Regions from separate parts of the Homo sapiens genome. Here regions 1 and 2 are each linked to region 3. The links are chromatin loops, found by intact Hi-C in ENCODE. Cell type or tissue: heart left ventricle. All regions are shown on one strand. Region 1 overlaps ERCC4 (ERCC excision repair 4, endonuclease catalytic subunit). Region 2 holds the start of LINC02185 (long intergenic non-protein coding RNA 2185). Region 3 holds the start of MRTFB (myocardin related transcription factor B).

Evidence for each region. A loop is a pair of places that touch in the nucleus more often than their neighbours do. Peaks named below come from ENCODE experiments on the same cell type or tissue, not always from the same donor. Only the 100,000 strongest peaks of a DNase experiment are listed, where the experiment ranks them.
Region 1: it touches region 3 in a loop (2.1-fold over the local background); 20 of 110 quality-filtered maps call a loop at or near these places.
Region 2: it touches region 3 in a loop (2.2-fold over the local background); 19 of 110 quality-filtered maps call a loop at or near these places.

What each region holds. Positions count from the first base shown.
Region 1 is chr16:13,940,190-13,948,189 of GRCh38, forward strand. It overlaps ERCC4 (ERCC excision repair 4, endonuclease catalytic subunit), which reads left to right. Exons shown (of 11, transcript NM_005236.3): 10 at 4,534-4,646; 11 at 7,425-8,000. Among named protein-coding and RNA genes, the nearest start is that of ERCC4, 24 kb to the left of the region's middle. In heart left ventricle, no CTCF peak of the experiment used is centred here; no DNase peak of the experiment used is centred here.
Region 2 is chr16:14,011,500-14,019,499 of GRCh38, forward strand. LINC02185 (long intergenic non-protein coding RNA 2185) reads right to left here and starts at 4,519. Exons shown (of 3, transcript NR_110909.1): 1 at 4,363-4,519; 2 at 1,873-1,959. It overlaps LINC02186 (long intergenic non-protein coding RNA 2186), which reads right to left. Exons shown (of 3, transcript NR_110915.1): 3 at 7,381-7,966. It also overlaps a transcript of MRTFB not described here. In heart left ventricle, CTCF peaks have their summits at 4,575 and 7,556; no DNase peak of the experiment used is centred here; H3K4me3 peaks cover 2,678 bases; H3K27ac peaks cover 4,023 bases.
Region 3 is chr16:14,066,505-14,074,504 of GRCh38, forward strand. It overlaps MRTFB (myocardin related transcription factor B), which reads left to right and starts at 4,815. Exons shown (of 17, transcript NM_001308142.2): 1 at 4,815-4,861. RefSeq lists silencers at 4,590-5,059, 5,200-5,279. In heart left ventricle, no CTCF peak of the experiment used is centred here; DNase peaks (open chromatin) are centred at 4,817 and 5,217; H3K4me3 peaks cover 2,131 bases; H3K27ac peaks cover 1,351 bases.

The DNA of each region.
Region 1 (8,000 bases), 130 kb before region 3:
CAGCCTGGCCAACATGGTGAAACCCTGCCTCTACTAAAAATGCAAAAATTAGCCAGGAGTGGTGGCGCATGCCTGTAATCCCAGCTACCCGGGAGGCTAAGGTGGGAGAATCACTCAAACCCCAGGAGGTGGAGGTTGCAGTGAGCTTAGATCGTGCCACTGCACTCCAGCCTGGGCAACCGAGTGACCCCCGTCTCAAAAAAAAAAAAGAAAAAAAAGATTAAAATCAGCAAAGGGAAAAGGCACATGGGGCAAAGTCCAGGTAAAACCAGGCCTAAGCTTCCAGGTGTCCTCTCCCAGTGGAGTCACATGGATGTGCTGAGTCCTCCCAGCAACAGTGTGTGACCACACATGCAAAGTGTTGTCAACAGGGAAACTCACCTGAGCCTTGAGTCCCCACATTTTTACTGAGCTGAGTCACATAGACACAGAGTACCTCCATGGCTGGCTACAGCTCCTCAGACTCCAGCCCCCAAAGCAGCAACAGACATTTACGATAAATCACATCGTCAGCATAAACTATCTGATCCAGCTGGCACATTGTGACCCAAGGCCTCAGGCATATAAAAACCTTATCAGGGAGAATACTCCAGGGGCTCAGAGCTCATCTCCCAGGAGCTGACCAAGAGCCAGTGTTGAGGAGAGAAGCCTTTCTTGGAAACATGCAGAGTTTGAGCAGCCCAGGCCTGCTGAGTTAATCCTTTCCTGCACAGCGTTAGAGCCAGAGGAGCCTGATAGAATGGGAGGAAGACAGCACCTGAGTAGGTGAGTTTCTTGCTTCGCCTGTCTTCATGCAGCTGCCTCTTCTCCAGTGCATCAGGGAATCTAATCTAGAAAAGAGCACTTTTAGTAGATAGTAGTAAGGTACCAGATCCCATGCCATTCCTGATTTATGCACCTGCTTCTACACATCAAAGGACTCAGTGACAAGATGTGGATTAGCCTTATACATACTGGAAAACCTCACTCAGCAGAACCTGGATCATGGACTCTCTCCCACATTTCAATCCATAGAAAAATTTCTGCACCAGGTTTTAACATAATTTTATCTGTTATCTGGCATAATTTTTAATGCTTTCAATGATGATTGTCTACTTGTCATAAATAAGATCTTCCCATTTTACCCAGCAGTCAATCAGATAGTTGCACTGTTAAGAATCTTAAGATACTTACTTTCCCAGGAAACTTGGGAAATTTGAGAGGTGCTTCTTTTGCAAAGCAAAAACATATTTGAGGTGCATTGTTCAAAAAACATTTGCACTGTGTACTTAAGAGAAAAATTTAATATGAAGATGAGACAATGTGCTTTTACCAAGACCTCCATGGGTGATGTTGTAAGAACAAAAGCAGTTGTGGCTCTTTAACCAGAAAGGAACAAATCAGGTGAACTGACAGTGAAAGGATTGTTTAGCTGGATTAAAGATCTGTAGATTATAGATAACAGATAAAGTGGAAAAGATTACACTGCTAAATATCATAATAATTTTATTTCTACCCAGGGACGTAAAATGCTCCCTGGGTAGAAAACTTAGTAATAACATCCTCAGTATACATAGCTTTGAGGAGGTCACTGCTTTTCAAAGGAAAGGGTAAGATTATTTGAAATTTTACTTTTTGAAAATACGATCACAAAATGGGCTAGCATGAGGGCTTAAGTAAATGCCCATTGGAAGAGACTTCTAGTTCAGTGCTACTTTCCTATGTTGCCATAGGATTATGTTGTACACGGTATTCAAATAACATTGAAGACTGGGTGCAGTGGCTCACGCCTGTAATCCCAGCACCTTGGAAGGCCAAGGCGAGAGGATCACTTGAGCCCAGGAGCTCAAGACCACCATGGGCAACATGTGAGAATCCATCTCAATTTGTTTAAAAATTAAAATAAAATAAATTTTAATAAAAATACCATTGAAGATACTAAAGCAAACATAGGAAAGCTTGGTGCTTTAAGCAGAAATAGGAATCTGAATTTTTTAATTGTTTTGTGTCTGTCACATAGGGGAACTTGGATAATTATGCCACATGTTGAAAGCAAGAGACTGGCTGTTTATAATTACGATACATTTCTGTTAAACTGAATTACTGCTTAGGAAGGCTTATTTTCTTCATAGTCCAGGTTTCATCTCGAATATATTTTTTCTCACATTCGACTTGTAGTTAAGTTATAACATTTAGTGGTAAACTAGCTGTTTTCTGTAGCTATTAATGGAAACAATTGTGGAATTATTTGAAAGCAAATCTTCAGTTTTTTAGTATAATCATGGATAATTAGACGAAGAGATTACCACGTTATAAGAAAAGTACAGTAATAATAACACCTAACATTTATATAGTGCTTACTAGGTGCCAGGCACTGTTCTGAGCGCCTTGCATATGTTATGTAATCCTCATAACAGTCTTTTGAGGTAAGTTTTTAAATTATTATCCTCATTTTACCAATAAAGAAGTTGAAGTACAGAGCCATGAAATGACTTGCCTAAGGTCACGTGGCCAGTAAATGGTTTCAGATCCACACACTTTGGAACCGGAATCTGTACTCTAACCCCCTAAGATTATACAGACTACAAATTAATCAGGAAATTGGGATGATCCCATGTGTGATATACAGCTTAGCCAGTGTAACAAGTAGAAACAAAGTGGGGGACACAACATAATAATACCAAATGAATGTTAAGGAAAAATAGAAGAGCAGTAATTTTTTTGAATGGTCTGCCCTTTGTCCTAACCAGAGTGCAATAGAGAGAATGGAGTGGTAATGAGTGGCAGCCAGAGCCATTGCCATTGCAGAGGGCTTTTCAGCAGGTAGCGCTTGAGTCTGGTATTGAGAATAATGAGAAAAACATGGAACTGAAACCATTGTCTGCCCCCTTGTGATCTACTTATAAAATTTGTACTAATAATATATTTGCATTTATAGGTTGTTTCAAATAGTATAAAATTTTAAATTACAATTTCTGTTCTTTAGTAGTATCTTCTAGTGATACCCTGCTCTAAAATATTTATCCAGAGTGGTTGAAGAATTGAACCCTCTGATTTCATTTCCTCTAATGGGTGTATTAGTCCATTTTCATATTGCTATGAAGAAATACCCCAGACTTGGTAATTTATAAAGAAAAGAGGTTTAGTTGATTCACAAGTTTCACATGGCTGGGGAGGCCTTGGGAAACTTACAATCATGGCAGAAGGGGAAGCAAACTTGTCCTTCTTCACATGGCAGCAGGAGAGAGAATGAGTGCCAGCAGGACAAATGCCAGACACTTCTAAAACCATCAGATCTCGTGAGAACTCACTCACTATCATGAGAATAACATGGGGGAAACCACCCCCATGACTCAATCACTTCCCACCAGGTCCCTTCCAGGACACATGGGGATTATCGGAACTATTAATTCAAGATGAGATTTGCGTGGGGACCCAGCCAGACCATATCAATGGGAAAATCTTGGTTGTTTTAACCCTTGTTGAAATTAATTAACATTGATGGTTCCTCTTCTGTTCCCCTCACCTTAGTCTGTTTTATCGCAGTTCCTCAGTTCCAGTTGTTTTTTTTTTTCTTCTCATGTTTGCTTTGTTCCCTCGACATCAGTTGTGAACCCAAGCAGGGAAGAGACTCAGCTTATATATCTTTTCTGTCATACCTGGCAGAATTAATTATAACATACTTTATCAATTTTGAAAAATAAAGCTACCGCAAACCTGGCTTACTCTTTCTGTGATTATTGAGGATCTTGTCATGATGTAGTTCCAAATTGCGAATCTTAGTTATGATTGTACTGTCCTCTAGATCTACCGTATAAGATATGAGCCACCTTGAAGACAGGAATTCTTGCGTGATCACGATTATATCCAAAGTACCTAGAGCACCACGCAGGAACACTCCATAAATGTTTTTCAATAAATGCATGAGTGAGTAATGAATGCTGCTCCCAAGGCATAACCTGAGCTGTTGATTTTTTGTTTTAATCTCTGATAGAAATTTGATTTCTTATATCTATTTCAAAATCTTGATCTTGATTTTCCTTTAAAACTCAGGGTGTTTAATGGGACCTCCCACCTGGAGTTTTTAACATCAAAATTCTATCATATATGTTTTTTAGTTTCTTAATGATTTTTAACCACCCCTATTTGTGATTACCCTGAAAATGTTTGAATATAAATGATTTACATTTACACTTTAACCTTACAAACAGTCTCAAGAATCTCTTGGTGGCATTTTTTACATGTGGCATTTTTTGACATGCTTGTGTTGTTTCTTAAATATTTGAATATAAAGTCAAAATAAACAACTGCTTTTTTTACTCTGGAAAATCAAGAAGTAGTATCCGACCAAGGCACTTTTTACTGACTTTTTCTACTTCCTTTACCCATCATTTGTCTTGGCATATTTACTTCTAATATATTCCTTGTTTTTGTTTTTGTTTTTCTCTTACTGCTATCATCATGTAGATCATTTTCAATACTACAATTTACACACAATAAAATCTAGAATTTTGAAATTTGTTTCAGAAGTGTTGACAATGTTTTCTCCCACAGGGAAAAAGCAAGCATGGTTGTCCCTGAAGAAAGAGAAGGCAGAGATGAAACAAACTTAGACCTAGTAAGAGGCACAGCATCTGCAGATGTTTCCACTGACACTCGGAAAGCCGGTGAGTCCTGCACTTTGTCAGGCACCTCCATTGCCTGCAAAGGGGGCTGTGAAGTTCCAGAGTTACTCTGCCAAGGCTTGGTCTGTATTAACAAACTCTTAAAAATGGGGGTTGGGCCAAGGAGAGGATGTGTACTTCCCTACTCTAATCTCAGCTCTGCCATTCACTAACCATGTGTCCTCCCCAGAGTGAAGGCACTGTGTCATCTGCGAATCATGTGAGGTTGAGTTTTAGGCACCCCAGCTTAGAATGGGTTATGTTCCAGCATTTCCTTTATATTTGGTTGGTTGAGACTCAGAATGTACTTTTGCAAATAAACTTTGTTAAACGGTGATTAGGTTCTTATCTCAACCTAAAAAGCCAGTTTAACTCAGAGTAGTTAAAGGAAGTTTCTCCTTCCCTCCTCTGCCTCTCCCCTTAGTTGTATACATAGGTGGGGTGCATACACTCCTCCTCTCCTTCTGTATTCATTTCTTCTTGGTAGCTCCCCAGATACCTGGTGTCTGGTACGCATTGCTGTGCAGTGTCCAAACTGTGGCATGCCACCAAGACCTGCTGAATTCCAAGTGCACTGTGATCCAGAAGTCACCATTTTCCCATTCCCCAAATTCCTATTTTCCTATGCCAGCAGCTGATTTCAGCCAGGTGGCATGAGAAAAGCAATACGATTGAGTTGGTTTAACCTTCGGTGAGGCCAAGTACAGTTGAAGCAGTGGGTGTCAGAATTTAGTAGACTTTAGAATAACCTCAGATGCTCATTAAAACTGTAGATTCATAACCCTCAATTCATAGAAATTCCAACTCAGTGGATGTGAAATGGAGCCAGCAGCTCGGGGGCTTCTGATGGAAGTGGTTTTTGGACCATACTTTGGGAAACATTGCCTCAGAGCCTCTGTGTCTTGTTCAAAGAAGATTCTTTGAAATATCAACCAGGTTGTTGACATTTCATGAAGAACGACAGAATGTAAGGCAGTATGGGTACCACACAGAGAGCTGTTCGTAGAAGTCTTTCCTTAGAGATCAGTTCTCCACGCCTTCATATTAGTTGCCTATGGCTGCTATAACGAATTACCCCAGACTTAGTGGCTCAAAACAGCACACATTTTATTATGTTACAGTTCTGCAGGTTCAAAGTCCAAATGGGTTTCACAAGGCTAAAATCAAGATATCGGCATGGCTGCATTCCTCCTGGAGGCTCTAGGGGAGAATCCCTTTCCTGGCCTTTTCCAGCCTCTAGAGGCCACCTGATTTCCTTAGCTTATAGCCCCTTCCTCCATCTTCATAGCCAGTAGCATAGCATCCTCCCTTCTCTGATCATCCTGCCTCCATCTTTCACTTCTGAGAATCCTTCAGCCTACCTAGATAAGCCAGATAATCTCCCAATCTCAAAATGCTTAACGGAGATACATTCTGAGAAATGTGTCATTAGGCGATTTCATCATTACATGAACATCACAGAACGTGCTTACACAAAGCTAGACGGTCTAGCCTGCTGCACAGCTAGGCTATGTGGTATGGCCTATGGCTCCTGGGCCACAAACCTGCACAGCATGTTACTGTACTGAATACTCTAGGCAACTGTAACACAATGGTAAGTATTTGTGTATGTAAACACATCTAAACATAGAAAGGTACAAAAATACAGTATTGTGATCTTACGGGATCACTGTCTTATATGCACTTTGTCATTGACCAAAACGTTGTTGTACAGCACATGACCGTATTAATAGGTTGCAGGGATTTGGATGTGGACATCTTTGCGGGGTACCATTATTCTGCCTACAGCAGCCCTTGATACTTAAAAATGTGATCCTTAAACAAGCAGCATTAGCATCACCTGGCATTTTGTTATGAATGCAGATTCTTAGACCCCTTAGATCTCAGACCTACTAAATACAACATCTGTTTTTTTGTTTGTTTGTTTGTTTGTTTGTTTGTTTTTGAGACGGAGTTTCACCCTTGTTGTCCAGGCTGGAGTGCACTGGTGCAGTCTCGGCTAACTGCAACCTCCACCTCCTGGGCTCAAGCAATTCTCCTGCCACAGCCTCCCGAGTAGCTGGGATTACAGGTGCACGCCACCACACCCGGCTAATTTTTTGTATTTTTTGTAGAGACGGGGTTTCACCATGTTAGCCAGGATGGTCTCAAACTCCTTTCCTCAGGTGATCCGTCCACCTCGGCCTCCCAAAGTGCTGGGATCACAGGCGTGAGCCACCGCGCCCGGCCCGAATCTGCTTTTTAATGTGACCCCAGGTGGCTCATGTGCATGTTATAATGTGAGAAGCTGTGGTCTAAGATGTTCATGTTTTTCCCAGCTCCTTCCCTTTCCCCATCTCTGGACTCACTGATATAAATACAATAGTCCCTAAATCACTAGATTTGCTCAGTGAGCATTTTTAACATCTACTGGGGCCGCTATTTTAAGCCTCTACCCTCAGGCTTTGTCCTAGGAATTGGGAATACATTGACCAACAAAATGTGGTCAGTGAGGAAACTACAGAGGGGAGACCTTAGCAGGTATGTGTGGATTTATGAATCATCGCAAGTAAGGAACTACTGACAGTCTAACTTTCCTATTAGCTCGGTTTCCTTCAAGGGAAATTGCCTCTACTTTATAAACAAATCTTTTTGAAAATATAGAAATTATATGGAATATTACCATATAGAATTATGTAACCATCCATCAGAGTTAACAACAGAAACATCGATTTTTAGATTTTGTTATATTCCTTCTTTGAGAGTTCTTCCCCAGTGACATTACTTACTTTTTCTCTGTAGGTGGCCAGGAACAGAATGGTACACAGCAAAGCATAGTTGTGGATATGCGTGAATTTCGAAGTGAGCTTCCATCTCTGATCCATCGTCGGGGCATTGACATTGAACCCGTGACTTTAGAGGTTGGAGATTACATCCTCACTCCAGAAATGTGCGTGGAGCGCAAGAGTATCAGTGATTTAATCGGCTCTTTAAATAACGGCCGCCTCTACAGCCAGTGCATCTCCATGTCCCGCTACTACAAGCGTCCCGTGCTTCTGATTGAGTTTGACCCTAGCAAGCCTTTCTCTCTCACTTCCCGAGGTGCCTTGTTTCAGGAGATCTCCAGCAATGACATTAGTTCCAAACTCACTCTTCTTACACTTCACTTCCCCAGACTACGGATTCTCTGGTGCCCCTCTCCTCATGCAACGGCGGAGTTGTTTGAGGAGCTGAAACAAAGCAAGCCACAGCCTGATGCGGCGACAGCACTGGCCATTACAGCAGATTCTGAAACCCTTCCCGAGTCAGAGAAGTATAATCCTGGTCCCCAAGACTTCTTGTTAAAAATGCCAGGGGTGAATGCCAAAAACTGCCGCT
Region 2 (8,000 bases), 55 kb before region 3:
ACAGGATTTCTCAGAACCCTTAATATGCTAATGTGCACTGTGAATCCCTAAGTATTTCCTAAATTAATAAGAGCACAGAATTCCTTTTAAAATAAAATTATTATTGCCAGGTGTGGTGGCTCACGCCTGTAATCCCAGCACTTTGGGAGGCTGAGGCGGGCAGATCACTTGAGGTCAGCCTGGCCAACATGGTGAAACCCCGTCTCTACTAAAAATACAAAAATTAGCTGGGCGTGGTGGTGGGCGCCTGTAATCCCAACTACTGGGGAGGCTGAAGCAGAAGAATCACTTGAACCCAGAAGGTGGAGGTTGCAGTGAGCCAAGATCATGCCACTGGACTCCAGCCTAAGCAACAGAGTGAGACTCCGTCTCACAAATAATAATAATAATTCTTGCAAGGAATGCTCACAGGCATTCGTTATTGTTACAGGGAACCCACTTGGGAATTGCCCTTGGACAGGGATAGAGCACTTTCCTTGGCCACAGCTTGGACTAATGGCTGTCACCCAGCATTGCCCCTGAAAAATGTCTGGTCTTAGGAAGAATTGGAAAGATCTGGGTTAGATGACATCATGGAGATGGCTTAGAGTGCAGGCAGCCTCCAGAGGAAAGTGGGAGGGAAAAGTGAAAATCTGGAGAAGGTGAGGGTGGCAGCGAGAACGTACTGTTTACTCAACGCAGGTGCAAACTACAGGGCAGGCAACGACCTTGACATTTTCTTTTTCTTTTTTTTCTTTTTTTTTTTTTGAGACAGAGTCTCGGGCAGGCAACAACCTTGACATTTTCTTTTTCTTTCTTTCTTTTTTTTTTTTTTTTTGAGACAGAGTCTCGCTCTGTCACCCAGGCTGGAGTGCAGTGGTGGAATCTCAGCTCACTGCAACCTCTGCCTCCCGGGTTCAAGCGATTCTCCTGCCTCAGCCTCCCAAGTAGCTGGGACTACAGGCACCTGCCACCACGCCTGGCTAATTTTTTGTATTTTTAGTAGAGATGGGGTTTCTCCGTGTTAGCCAGGATGGTCTCGATCTCCTGACCTCGAGATCTGCCCACCTTGGCCTCCCAAAGTGCTGGGATAACAGGCGTGAGCCACCGCGCCCGGCTGACCTTGACATTTTCATAGGCATCATTTCCCATCCTCAGGACAACTCTGAGAAGCAGATGGTGTCATACCCATTTCCCAGATGAGAAAATGGAAGCTCAGGGGGTTAAGCAATGTATGAACGTTTAACATGCAGTAAATGGTAGAACTGGGATTTGAACTCAGGGCTGCCTGAGTCCAAAGCCCATACTCTAACCCCTCTGCCTCAGGGTGCCTAAAATGTCATGGCCCTGGAGCTTTCAGCCTGTAGGGGATGAGAAGGCAAACCGCCTGTGGTTTGTAAATCTAATATTATCATCTGACTTTTTCCTGATATCTTAGTGAGGTCTTTTCAATGGAATAAGCTTAATACGTTATCCTCCCCCAGTCTTCCCAGTTTCCCATCAAATAAAGATGATTCAAGAGGCCCCAAATGCAGAGCTAAAATCAGCCTTTCATCCTTGCCACCTCCCACCTCTCACTCCTCTGGGAATTGCTAGGATTTAGGAGGCCAGTATTGAACTTGAGATTTCAAGAACTGTTTTTGAGTGGCTTACAGCTATGTCCTGAGCGCTCTGAGTGAAGGCAGAGGTGCTGGTTAGCAAGGTGGGAGGCAGAGATACCGAGCTCCCAGGCAGGGATGAGGGGCACAGCATGGAGCAGTGACTTCTGAGAGTGTTGTGTGTCTTCATGGATTGTGCAATCTCTATCCGGAAATTGATCAATTGCAATCAAAAGCAGTGGCACCAATTTATAATCTTTTAGAATCTAACTTCTTAAGGGTATTGAATCTTTACCTCTAAGGCAATCAGGTCCAGATGGCAAAGGGAAACCCTCTTGTCACCAGCTCTTGGGCATTTAAAAACAGCATGGCAGGTTGCGGCCTTGCAAGGAAAGAAGAGGGGAAAACATTGTAAATACTGTGTACCCTGACTGTGTTGGCTGCACTTGAAAACAGGCATCTTCATTTGCAGTTAATTAGATTAACTCAGCTGCGATTACGAATGGAATTCCTTGCTCCAGCAACAGCGAACGTTTGTTGAACATGTGTTGTAATCTTGCCTTTAAATACAACCACATGTATGACATATTTTGTTTTCTCTTGGCCATTGGACTGGAAAACTATTAATACAACATCTGCTTTGCTTTCTGATTGAATCAGGGGCAAAGAGCAGGTCTCTGTAGTGTCCTTCAGATTATGCCTGGGATATCAAGTTACAGCTGCTAACCACTTTCCCACTGCTTAAGAATCCAACCCTGAACGTGACTTTTCTATTGGAAACGCAGGTCTCACTCACTGGAGGACCAAATTACCTCCTGATCTTGCCTCCAGCATGTGAAGTCCACCCTCGCACCTCCCACGCCTGAACAACTCACTATTGTAACCCCTTGTTAGTTTTTTAAACGGTACTCAACCCCATTTCAAATCATTTTATTTTTCGCTTAGTCGTTTGTCTGTCTCCACCATGAAAATATTCCCTCCAGAAGGGCAGGACCCATGTCTATTCCCCATGCCCTCCCCTCCTCTCCCCTAGGGCCAAGAACACTTAGCAGGCAACTGAATAAATATTTGTTAAATAAATCACGGTGTTTCCCAATTGCGTGGAGAATGAAGTAAGAGTGAAGACTGGTGAGAAAGTGACAGTCTTCTTGCAATCATTTCAGTCCTGATAATATCAAGAGTCTCAGTGCCGGGCAAGGTGGCTCATGCCTGTAATCCCAGCACTTTGGGGAGGCTGGGATGGGAGGATCACTTGAGGCCAGGAGTTTGAAACCAACCCAGGCAACATAGTGAGACCTTGTCTCTACAAATTAAAAAAAAATAGTAATAGTTAGCTGGGCATGGTGGCACACGCCTACAGTCCCAGCTATTTGGCAGGCTGAGGCAGGAGAATTGCTTGAACCTGGGAGGCAGAGGCTACAGTGAGCAGTGATTGCGCCACTGCGCTCCAACATGGGCAACATGGTGAGACTCTTGTCTCAAAAAGAAAAAAAAAAGCCAGGCGCAGTGGCTCACGCCTGTAATCTCAGCACTTTGGGAGGCCAAGACAGGTGGATCACCTGAGGTCAGGAGTTCGAGACCAGCCTGGCCAACATGGTGAAACCCCGTCTCTACTAAAAATGCAAAAAAGAAAAAAAGAAAATTAGCCGGGCATGGTGGTGGGTGCCTGTAATCCCAGCTACTCAGGAGGCTGAGGCAGGGAGAATTGCTTGAACCCAGAAGGCGGAGGTTGTAGTGAGCTGAGATCGTGCCACTGCACTCCAGCCTGGCGACAGGGCAAGACTCCATCTCAAAAAAATAAAAAATAAAAAACTCTCAGTTCGGTGTCTAACATCTCTTTTCCTTGCTATTCTCATCCCCCAACACCTCCACACTCCCCACACCCTGCCTCTTTTTTTGTTTAAATAGAAAGTACATCTTGGGGCTCAGAGTGAAGGACAGTTATCGAGGCTAGCTAGGATTTCATACTATTGTTTGGTTTTCTGAGTGTTTAATCCCTTTCAAATAACATTTGCGGCTCTACATGTCTGGTAGTAATATAAAGTTTCCCTGGGAAAGAAATGTAAGTGTAAGTGTATTGCTTTAAAGGGAAACAGCCACAATGCAAGTGAAATGAAACAAAAGGCTTGGAGGTGTCTCTGCATGGCTGAAGTTTGGAAACGAATGCACACAGGCATGCACATTCATCCGTGGGACTATCCGCTTAGAGTTCTGTTTGACCAGTGCCTTGTGCAAGGCAATTCAGCAAAGAGAACTTTATTTTCCTCTCTTCCCCAAATAATTCAGGCCTGTGCTGTTAAGTCCTACCTCCTCATCTCTTCCCCTTCCTCCTCTCCCTGCATCCACCTTTAGGAGTTATCATTACTCAGAAAGAGACCAAGAAATATAGGGGACCTGGGACTCCATGAGACCGGATGTGGAAAGCCCCTCAACACACCGGCAGGAAATACCTGCAGCCGTATTCCTAGCCGAATCCTGAAATTGCAGACAAATTTTGCGCTTTTCTGGAAGGAAGTCTCGCTATCATTCATCAAGTTCTGAAAGGGCCCCGAGAAGAGTTCGAAACTACTGGGCTGGAGGTGGCACCAGGAATGGATCGTTGCCCTGGAGTTCTGACCCTTGGTTTTCTGCCGCACACAGCTGATCGGTTAATAATGCAGCAACTTAATAATTAAAATGAGACTGTGTGATCCTTAAAGATGCAGGCTCACTCCCTCCTGTCTTCACTTGAAGAAGGCTGTTGCCACCAAAATCAGTGGGCTTTCCCAGAAGGTTCTGTACTTACCTGTGCTTACAGGTAAACACAGAGAACAGTCTGCTTTTCTCTCCGGGTCTCCTCCACACTTGGAGCTTATGCATCCAGAGACTAGGCTGGCTGGTTCATCTTTTGCCTTCACAATCCTTCATGTTTAATTGCGTCTACTTCTGCCTCTACCCTATCTAACTTCTCCAAAATATTTCTTGTCAGTACCCCAGGATCAAGATGGGTGGACCCACTGCTCTGTTTGTAAGCTGGGAGGCAGGAAGTTTGGCTTGGCTGTGTGACTGTAAACAAGTTACTTCACTTCTCTGACTCATAGGAATGCTGTTAAATTTAGATCAAATGAAGGAACAGATGTGGGAGCTCTGTAGAAAGTTAGAAGAGTCATCTCGGATGTGAAAGCTCTATTTAGAGAGCAGCAATCAAGTCACCATCTGACCAATAACACCTAGAAGACCCTGGAATAAGGCTCCTCCCAGTCAGAAAAAAAAAAATGACATGGAACTTGCAACTTTTGCAGTGGTTTTAAATATGATTTTTTTTAGGTGGGTCCCACTCAATTCTCCAAGGCATAGTAGATAACCCTCCATCAGTAACTATCGATGATGGATATTTGTGGTCCTTTCATACCTCCCTTAAAGGACTCTGACCTAGGCTGGGCGCGGTGGCTCACGCCTGTAATCCCAGTACTTTGGGAGCCTGAAGTGGGTGGATCACCTGAGGTCGGGAGTTCGAGACCAGCCTGAGCAACATGGAGAAACGCTGTCTCTACTAAAAATACAAAAATTAGCCAGGAGTGGCGGCGCATGCCTGTAATCCCAGGTACTCGGGAGGCTGAGGCAGGAGAATGGCTTGAACCCAGGAGGCGGAGGTTGCGGCGAGCCGAGATCACACCACTGCACTCCATCGTGGGTAACAAGAGGGAAACTCTGCCTCAAAAAAAAAAAAAAAAAAAAAAAAAAGACCCTGACCTATTCCCAGGCCGTATGGTGGTTGGGATGGTATTGATTGGCTCCAGATGTGAACATGTGATTCAGAATTGGCCAATTAGATCATCACATTCCCTTCATCATAAGCAATTGGTTTAACTCTGAGTATGTCATTTAGTTTAGGCCAATGAGATGCAACAAGACTTTTACAAGCATTTCTGAGATGTAATCATATTCCTTTCAAATAGAACCTAGCTTGATATTGGGCCAAAGCTGCTGCAGTCTTCTTCTTTTTTTTTTTTTTTTTTGAGACGGAGTCTCGCTCTGTTGCCCAGGCTGGAGTGCAGTGGAGCAATCTCGGCTCACTACAAGCTCCACCTCCCGGGTTCACACCATTCTCCTGCGTCAGCCTCCCAAGTAGCTGGGACTACAGGCGCCCGCCACCACACCCGGCTAATTTTTTGTATTTTTAATAGAGACGGGGTTTCACCATGTTAGCCAGGATGGTCTCGATCTCCTGACCTTGTGATCCGCCCCCCTCGGCCTCCCAAAATGCTGGGATTACAGGCGTGAGCCACCGCGCCCGGCCTGCTGCAGTCTTCTTAACAGCAGAAAGAGAGAATTGGAGAATGGCCTGCAGCAAAAACTGGAACAAGAGATGAATGGAAACAGAGTTGTGATTTTATTACTTGAGCTCTGGAATCCAGTTGTGCCTGAATTATTGAGCTTTTTCATTATATGAAATGTAAATTGTGTTTGTTCGTGTGAAACCTCTATGGTATGAGTTTTGTGTCCCTTGCAACGAAAAGAGAACTGACTGACTACAGTATATATATATATATATATATATATATATATATATATATATATATATGTATATATGTGTGTGTGTGTGTGTATTTGTGTGTGTGTGTGTGTGTGTATATATATATATATATATATATATTTTTTTTTTTTTTTTTTTTTTTGAGACAGGGTCTCTCTCTTTCTCCCGGGCTAGAGTGCACTGTGTGATCACAGCTCACTGCAACCTCCTCAAACTCCTGGGTTCAAGTGATCCTCCTGCCTCAGCCTCTAAGTAGCTGGGACAATAGGCATGTGCTACCATGTCTGGCTAATTTTTTAAAAACTTTTCTATAGAAATGGGTTCTTGCTATGTTGCCCAGATTGGTCTTGAACTCAAGGCCCCAAGCAATCCTCCTGCCTCGACCTCCCAAAGTGCTGGGGTTACAGGCATGAGTCACTGTACTTGGCCTCCCTTTGAGAACTTTATGAAAGCTTCCTTTCCAAGAAAAACACACTCTTGTATCCACATAAAAACATATATGGAATTTCAGGATTCCATGTGCCTCCTGAAATCCACCCTCAGTCTCTAGGATAATAACCCCTCTTCCTGAGTGTGGAATCCAGAGGGCTTTTCTGGAAGAATCCAAGCTCTGGAACTGCACTGCTTGTTGTAAATCCTGGCTCCACCGCTTATAGCTACATGAACTTGGGCCTCTCTGAGCTTCAGTTTCCCCAATTAGAAAAAAGGGAATAATATCTAACTTTACAGGGTTGCAGTGAAGCCTACATGAGTTCATTTAGGCAAGGCACTTAGAACAGTACTTGGCATATATTAAATACACACGTGTTCATCACCAACCTCTTTATGATTTTAGTTTTATTGTTTATTTTCACTGAGCTCATTAATTCTAGATCCAACATGGTTCTGTATCTGGCTCACAGATATATCTTCTGGACTACGTATTATTCTTAAAGTAAATAAATAAATGCATGTGTAGAAATTAGGAGTTCACATGAAAATCAGGCTGTATGGCTTCTCTTGGGACATCAGGTCTGATAAAACCAGGCCCATTTGCACCTGGCATCATGAGCTGGAGCTGGAAAATTCTCCGGTTCACCACAGCCCCCACCAGTCCCCAGCACTAACACACAGAATCCATAGTCCAGGATCATTGCGCTTTCAAAGTCATCATATCCCTTAAGGCCAATAAATCATTCTTGTACCCATGAAAATGAAAGCTAGACCAAAGAAGCCACATATTTTTTTTTTTAAGAAAGCAGACATTTATTTAAGTAAAAACTCTGCCCATCAGTTTAACATTGCAAATGCCTTCATTTACTTGCTTTATTACCTGGCCCCTGTGGGCATTTGAGTTTTTGATCCTGGCTCTGCACAGTTACTGATCATTGGCTATTCCTTCCTTCTCTTCCTCTCTTAGCCTGTTGACTCAAAGGCATGAAGAGCCCCAAGTGGCGGGGTGGCAGTCTTAACTTCCAGCTCAGTGAAATCATTGTTTTGTCTTCTGGTGGCAGCATTCTTCCCTCTGGAACTAAGACCTCTAGGCCAGCAAAGCATAAAGTCTCAAGAACAGGAAAAAAACATTTTGCTAGTGGGTCGCTAGGGGTGATGGTGACTGGTGCCACTCCCATTTCCACCCCGTTGATTCCTGGATCTGTGAATCCCGGCTAGGGGAGAAATAGCACCATATATTGGATACTAATTCAGAGCATATTCAGCCTTCTGGAGAAACTTGCCCCAGCCCTCCAAGGTATTACTACTTAGCTGGTGCTGTAATTGAGTCTTCAAAGGGCTGTTACAATATTCTATGAAGCCAGCTGCTTCAGCATCATGACGAACATGGTAAGACCAGTGAATTCCATGAGCATGGGCCCATTCCTGCACTTCTTTTGCTCTGAAGCCAAGTCAGGTTGACACATAAAATTAAC
Region 3 (8,000 bases):
CCTTGTGATCTGCCCACCTCGGCCTCCCAAAGTGCTGGGATTATAGGCATGAGCCACCGTGCCCGGCCTATTTTTTTATTTTTTAAAACCTCTTACTTTTAAGCTCTGTTGGACTTGATGGAAACCATACCTTAAACCTTTAGGGGTGTGCATATGAGACTCACCTCTGTGTTTTTGTTTTTTATAGAGATGTGGTCTCTCTCTCATGCCCAGGCTGGAGTGCAGTGGCACGATCACAGCATCCTACAACCCCCAACTCCCTCTCCCTCCCACCTTGGCCTCACCAGTTGCTAGTACTACAGGCACAAACCACCATGCTTAGCTAATTTTTTAATGTTTAATTTTTTGTAGAGACAGGGTATCATTATGTTGCCCAGGCTGGTCTCAAACTCCTGGCCTCATTCAATCCTCTCTCCTTAGTCTCCCAAAGTGCTGGGATTACAGGAGTGGGCCACCATGCCTGGCCAGAATTACCCATTTTGTTTGTTTGTTGTTTTCAAAGAATAACGCCCCGTGGTCTTGTTATGCCCACCCCTTCCCCATGAGGATCACTTCCACAGGTCCACAGGGAGCCGCTCACATTGATGGGAAAGTATGGCACATCTTGTGTCAGGATGGAAACCTAAATTTGGCACAGCAAGGCCTGAGGTTAGTGGCAACTTCAGTTCCTATAAAACGTTCCCTCAAATCATGATGTCACTTTGGTGTTAACCCTCTTTTTTTTTTTTTTTTTTTGAGACAGGGTCTCCCTCTGTTGCCCAGGCTGGAGTGCAGTGGTGTGATCTCTGCTCACTGCCAGCCTCTGCCTCCTGGGTTCAAGTGATTCTTATGCCTCAACCTCCAGAGAAGCTGGGATTATAGGCATGCGCCACCACACCTGACTAATTTTTGTAATTTTAGTAGAGACAGGGTTTCACCATGTTGGCCAGGCTGGTCTTGAACTCCTGACCTCAAGTGATCTGCACGCCTTGGCCTCCCAAAGTGCTGGGATTATAGGTGTGAGCCATGGTGCCCAGCCTGGTGTTAACCCTTAACCACATCAAAATTCTCTTAAGTTTCAGCTCAATTTTTTCTTCGCTTTTATTTTTGCCTATGAAGTGACTTCCAAGTCATATCTTTAAAAATATTTGGGTGGCTTTTCCTATAAAAGCAGAGTCCTTTATAAAGCAGACTGCCCCTCCCTCAGGAAACTGGGAAGAGATTGCTTCAGGAGAGCTGGTATCCTTTCATGACTAGGGGGAAGTACTGGAGTAATTCTGCCCATTTTGAAAATATTTATTGTTCTCAGAATTATTTATTTCATTCAGAAATATAATTAAAAACTAATTTTATTTTTATTATTTTTGAGACAGAGTCTTGCTCTGTCACCCAGGCTGGAGTGCAGTGGTGTAATCTCAGCTCACTGCAACCTCCACCTCCTGGGTTCAAGAGATTCTTGTGCCTCAGCATCCCAAGTAGCTGAGACTACAGCCGCCCGCCACCATGCCTGGGTAATTTTTGTATTTTTAGTAGAGATGGGGATTCAACATGTTGGCCAGGCTGGTGTCGAACTTCTGTCCCCAGGTGATCCTCTCACCTCGGCCTCCCAAACTGCTGGGATTACAGGCATGAGCCACCACAGCTGGCCTAAAAACTAATTTTATTTCTGTATATGAGCCCATCCTCCTACTTGAATTGCTATTTCTACTGGGCAATGAGGAAAGGATAAAATATCACAAAGAATCCACCCATGGTAATAACAGCTTTGATTTACTGAGTGCTTAATCTTGTAAGGCACTTTTCCGTATGCTTCACATATATTAAGTTGGTTAATTTTCCCTACTCATGTTCTTATGTTAGATGAGAACACTGAGGCACTGGCCACCCGGAGGAGAACATAACAGCATCTTACACTGGAGTCCTGACCTCAGGGGATTTGGGGATTTTCTGTTTCATAAAGATAAAGGCTTTTGAGGTAGGGAATAGCCTTGTTGGTCACGAAAGGCAAAGTTTGTGCATTTGGAAACAGGCTGATCTGGGGTGGAACCAACCACTTGCCAACTGTGTGTTGTTGCGTGTTGTTGTGTGTCGTTGCGTGTTGTGTGTGTCGTTGCGTGTTGCTGTGTGTGTTGTTGGGCATGTCCTCTCACCTCTTATGTTCCTGGTTTTCTCATCTGTAAAATGGGGACAACCATAACTTCCACAGGGGATTTGTGACGGTTGATTTTAGGCATCCGTTTGGCTGGATTAAAGGATACCCAGATGGCTGGTAGAGCATTACTTCTGGGTGTGTCTGTGTGGGTGTTGCCAGAAGAGATTGGTGTTTGAATCAGTGACTGAGTAAGGAAGATCTGCCTTCATCGCCATCAGTTGAGGGCCTGGATAGAACAGTAGAAGAAAGACAAATTCTCTCTTTCTCTTCCGGAGCCAGGACACTATCTTCTCCTGTCCCTCGACACCAGAACTCCAGATTCTCCAGCTTTTTTTTTTTTTTTTTTTTTTTTTTTGAGACAGTCTCACTTGATGCCCAGGCTGGAGTTCAATAATGCAATCTCAGCTCAGTGCAACCTCCTCTTCCCAGGTTCAAGCGATTCTCCTGCCTCAGCCTCCCCAGTAGCTGGGATTACAGGCACCCATCACCACACCTGGCTAATTTTTGTATTTGTAGTAGAGAACGGGGTTTCACCATGTTGGCCAGGCTGGTCTTGAACTCCTGACCTCAGGTGATCCACCTGCGTCAGCCTCCCAAAGTGCTGGGATTACAGGCATGAGCCACTGCGCCCAGCCCAGGTTCTCCAGCTTTGGACTCTAGGACTCGCTCCAGTGGCTCCCAAGTTCTCAGGCCTGTAGCCTCGAACTGAGAGTTACACCATCAGATTCCCTGGTTCTCGGGCCACAACTGCGACTGAGCTATGTCACCAGTTTCCCTGGCTTTCCAGTTTGGAGATGGCACATCGTAGGACTTCTCAGCTGCCATCATACATCCCCTCTTATGAATCTATATAGTTTTTTCTTTTTTAGAGACAGGGTCTCACTCTGTTGTCCAGACTGGAGGGCAGTGGCACAGTCAGAGCTCACTGCAGCCTCGACTCCTGGGCTCAAGAGATCCTCTCACATCAGCCTCCAGAGTAACTGGAACTCCAGGCATGTGCCACCATGCCCAATTCTTTTTATTTTTTGTAGAGACGGGGTCTCACTGTGTTACCCAGGCTGGTCTAAAACTCCTAGGCTCAAGTGATCCTCCTGACTGGACCTCCTAAGGTGCTGGGATTACAGGAATGAGCAACCTTGCCCAGCCTACATCTATCTAGAACCTAGTAGCTGTGTTTCTCTGGAGAACCCTAATACAGGGTTGTTGGGAGGGCTAAATAAATTAATAAATAGACAGCACCTGGAGCAGGGCTCAGCACTTTGTAGCTGCCCAGCAGGTGTGATTTTCCTTCTTCACCCACTTCCTCCATCTGGTGAGTTGAGTGAGGTTGAAACATGCAAGGGCACCCACATGCTCTGGCCTGTACACAGCAATTGGTTCCGGGGAGAGTGGACAGGTTTGGAGCATGGGCAGGCCAGCACTTGCTGACATTGATGTGATTATCAGGTGGGCTGGGTAAGCCCATGCAGACGCTGTTGCAGGTGGAAGGCTACCTAGAACCTCCAGGGCTCCTGATCTTACAGCAGCCGGCCCAGATGAGCTAGCTCATGCTCGCTTGCTTGCAGAACAGGACCTACCTACAAGGTAGTGCTGGGCTCCGGACTCAGACCCAGGTTCAAATCCTATTTCACAATGGAAACAGGCTACTTTCTCCACCTCCAGGATTGCAAGAAGATTGGTATGACCTTGATATGCCCGCAATAAATGTTAGCCCTTCCTCTTTACAAACAATTATTATTTCATTAAGACTTACTCCTGGGAAGAAGTCACACTTTTCTGTGTGCTAACATCATGTACATTCTGATTCTCTGTCCTGTGTGCCATTCCATCATGCTCTCTACCAGCAAAACGCCACCAGTCTAAGGAGGAGACAGAACCGCATAAAAATAGTCACACAGTCTTCAGAGCTGCACAGGGAGTGGCACAGGGGCTTCACAGGCCTTGGGAAGTTTGTAAAGTGAGGGAGAAGCACTTTACTGTCGCCAGCTCCATTGAAAACAGATTGTAGCAAATGACTTCCCAGGAGCTCCTCCTCTCACCTTGGTGAATGTTGGGAGAGAATGAAGACTGCGGCTGAGAGGCAGCGCCTTGAGCCTTGAACGGAAAGAGGGACAGGGCCTGGGGGCTGTCACTGAGGTGCAGAAATGGGTTTTGGGCTGGGCATCAGACAACCCCAGATCCCAACACTGGCTCAGCCAATTCCTGGCTGTGTGACATGGAGCCATTACTGTACTTTCCTTGCCAGGCCTCCATTTTTCCTCTCTCTAGAATGGGGAGGCTGGTAATACCCACTTTGGAGGGCAGTGTGAGGACCGAAGGGGGCTGTTAAGTGCTCGGCGCGCAGCGAGCACTCAGGACGGGTGGCAGCGGTCACCTTTGTCGCCACCGTCCAAGCCTTTGCAGAGGCTCAGGGCCGAGCCCCGGACATGCGCATGCGCACGCGCACCCGGCCGGCCAGGTGAGAAGGAGGCGGCCGCCTCGCACCTGGGCTTTAACCCTTCCCAGTCACGGGAGTGGGCGGAGTGCACGCAGGGACGGAGTCGGGGGCGAGCAGCGAGAGAGGCCGGGCTTGACCCTTGAGGCGGGGTGGGCAGCGTCCGGGGAGCGCGCCGAGCCGCTTCTAGCCTGGGGTCCGCGCGCGCCGCGGGGAGGAGGGGGAGTGCCGAGGGGAGCGAAGTCTCGCGAGATCGCGCGGCGGCGGCGGGAGCGGCGGCGGCGGCGGCCGGGGAGGTGAGCGGCGGGCGGTGGCGGCCGTTGGGGGCTGAGGCCGGGTGAGAGCGGCCGAGACCGAGGGCTGGGTGGGGGAGCGGGCCTGGTGAACATCCCGCGTCCCAGGCAGCCATCCCTGTTCGTCCCCGCAGCAGCTGCGGCGCCGTTTGGTCCGCACCGTCCCCGGGACTCGCGCGGGGCGGGGCGGCCGGGGCCGCGGGCCGGTGCCTCCTTCAACCGGTCCTCGCGCCCGGGCGCGACCCCGGGGCCGCCTCAGTGTCCATCTCGACTGCAGAGTTGGCCCTGCTGACAGTGGCAGCGGCGTTTATGGAGCCTCTGCTGTGTGCCGGGCACTTAAGTTGCGCGCTTGCACGCCGGGGCTGCACAGAGAGGTGGAGCGCCCGGGCCAGAGCCACACTGCGAGGAGGCGGTGGGAGGGGACCGGGACCCCTGCGCCCCCTTCCTCTTCCCACCTCCCACTCCCCTCAGCCCTTTTCTCCTGGGGTCCCGACCAGGCTTCAGAGGGGGTGTCTGGGAGCGCCCTGAAGTTGGATGCAGCTTGGTATATGGGTTTCTTGGGAGAGAGTTTTTCCAGGGCTTTTGTCTCGTTCCTAAAAGGGTCCCCGATCCCCAAGTGGTCAAGAACCATTGTTTGGCCCTGCTTGGAAGCAGAGGTGGGCTGAGAGCAGCGGGCGTGTGCTGGTAGTGGGGTGTCAGGCCCAATGAAGTGGAATATTGGAGCCCAGGGCTTGCCTTAGGCAAAGGAAACTCTTCTCTAAAAGTTCGATTTTTGTTTCAGCACGCGATTCCACTCTTGGGAACAGTGGTTCTCAACCTCGTCAGAATCAAGGTCCCTTCTTCCCCTTTGCAGCAAACATGTATAAAGCCCTCTTTACTACCCTGAAATGAAATTCATAAACAATGTGACCTCCCTACACACATCCTTGAAAAGCAGTATGATGGTTTGATTGAAGCGTAAGGGCGAAATAGAGAACAGTATATGACAGATGTTGCTGTACCATTCACATCTAGGACATACTCTTGTGCTGGAAGACAGTATATACTGGGGTGCTTGTGCCAGCTTCTAATGAGTACATTTGTATTGGTTAAAAAAAATTAGGAGGAGCTATTTCAAACAAGAGCAAGCCTGGGCAATATAGCGAGATCCCACCTGTACAAAAAAAGAAAAAATTAGCGTGGTGTGGTGGCGCACACCTGTAGTCTCAGCTGCTTGGGAGGCTGAGGTGAGGGGATCTCTTGAGCCCAGGAGTTAAAGGCTGCAGTGAGCTGTGATTGCACCACTGCCCTCCAGCCTGGGCTACAGAGTGAGGCCGCTACTTCAGGGAAAGAGCAGAGATACAGACGGAGGTTGGGAAAAACACCTAGGTTGGCATAACCTGTTTCTTGCGAATTAAAGAGAGAAACAACCTAGATTGAACTAGGGATAACATGGCAAGACAAATAACAGACTGTCTCAATAAATACGTAAATATTAGCACAAGCCCTCCATGGATCCATATTTTTAAACTATATTGTAGAATTTTTTGTGTCACACACTCGAAGGGACAATACTGGCTTCCTAACAATTACCATTGGTAATAATTAATAAAATATTAACAAGGTTGAAAATTTTTGGTTCAATATCAGTATCTCACTTGTTTGTATATGCTCAGTATTCTGATACTACAATTGTATGTTAACGGTGTGTGGTGTGAGGAAACGATCGCTAATGTTTAGACAGTTTTCCCTTACTCTATTTAAGCTTCCCTTGCTACTTTCTCCTACATTACTGGAGTTTCCCTGCAATTTCTTATAAAAACTTTTAAATATTGTAAAGTAATGCCAGTTTATAGTGGGCTTAATCTGCCCGTTCATTTGAAAGACTCTCGTACCAGGCGAATCTTCATTATACAGATCTGTCCCACCTATGTGTTGTGTGAAGTCTTTTAGATCCAGGCCCCCCAAACCCTAAATGCCAGCGGTGTCCCCCAGTCTCTTTGATAACTAAAAATGTTCCTTGGGGGCAGTTCCAGCTCCTTGGAGAACCACTCCAAACATCAGTGTTATCTAGTCAATTATAATAGGAATTATAAAAGGAAATTTAACAGACAGTTTTTGCTGAGAGTTTTGTCCTGTTTTGTTTTTTCTTTCTTTCAGAAGTGTCTGACGTACAAAAAGCATGCTTTTGGTTAGTGGCGCTTTCATTGATTATTCTAGAATCTCAGATGGGAGGTCAGGTTAGTACCTGTGTCCCTCTGTCTGAAAGATTGGCTGTGTTTAATGGAAATGTTGACAACTAAACACTTGAATCAAGTAGCAGATTGAGGTTAGAATGGAGTTGGGAAGCAACAACAATAATGTGTAGAAATAAGTCTTAGTTAAGTATAATCTAAACTAGTGTAATCACCCTTTAAATAGCTTCTTCTGCTTACTAATATCTATATTAGAGAATTTGGAAAATGCAGATGTATTCAAAGGTAAAACTTAAAATTACCTGTAATCACATATGCCAGTAGTCCTCATGGTGTGATTTGTTAGCAGTTGTCTTTTCATTTCAAACTTTGCTAGTCTTGCTGCATAGGGGAAAATGCAAATCGAGTTAAGAAAGTTCAGCTCAGACCATTTATATGTTACCTACGTATAACATTTATATATGTTACAATGTTACCTACATTGTAACATTATACATTTAACTCTTCTTTTAATAATAGTTTATTTGGCTTTTTTTTGTTGAATAGACGAGTTGCTTCTTGATGTAAGGTGTTTATTATTAGTTGCGTGTTACGTTTGAAAGGTGCTATGGAAACAGACATGTAGGTAATGACTGCTGTCAAAACAGAAGGCTATACTTTAAATTATCTAGAGTTAGAGACATTGAACACTTTGGAGATGGAAATTTATCCAAATTGAGAGTAATGAATTTATATTAATTTGAGCAAGCAGTATCTTGTTCCAGGGTAAAAGAGGTCATTACTGGTTTTTAAAATCAGAACTTTAAAAAATATTCACCTGTATGTAAAAGATGTTGATTGAAAATGTTCCATTTTTCTAGGCATAGGGGATAGATTGTTGAATGGACAAAAGTTCATGCTTTTATGAAGTTTTACATTTGAGAGACACAAATGTTAACTAGAAAATGAATACTATGCACATATCTCTG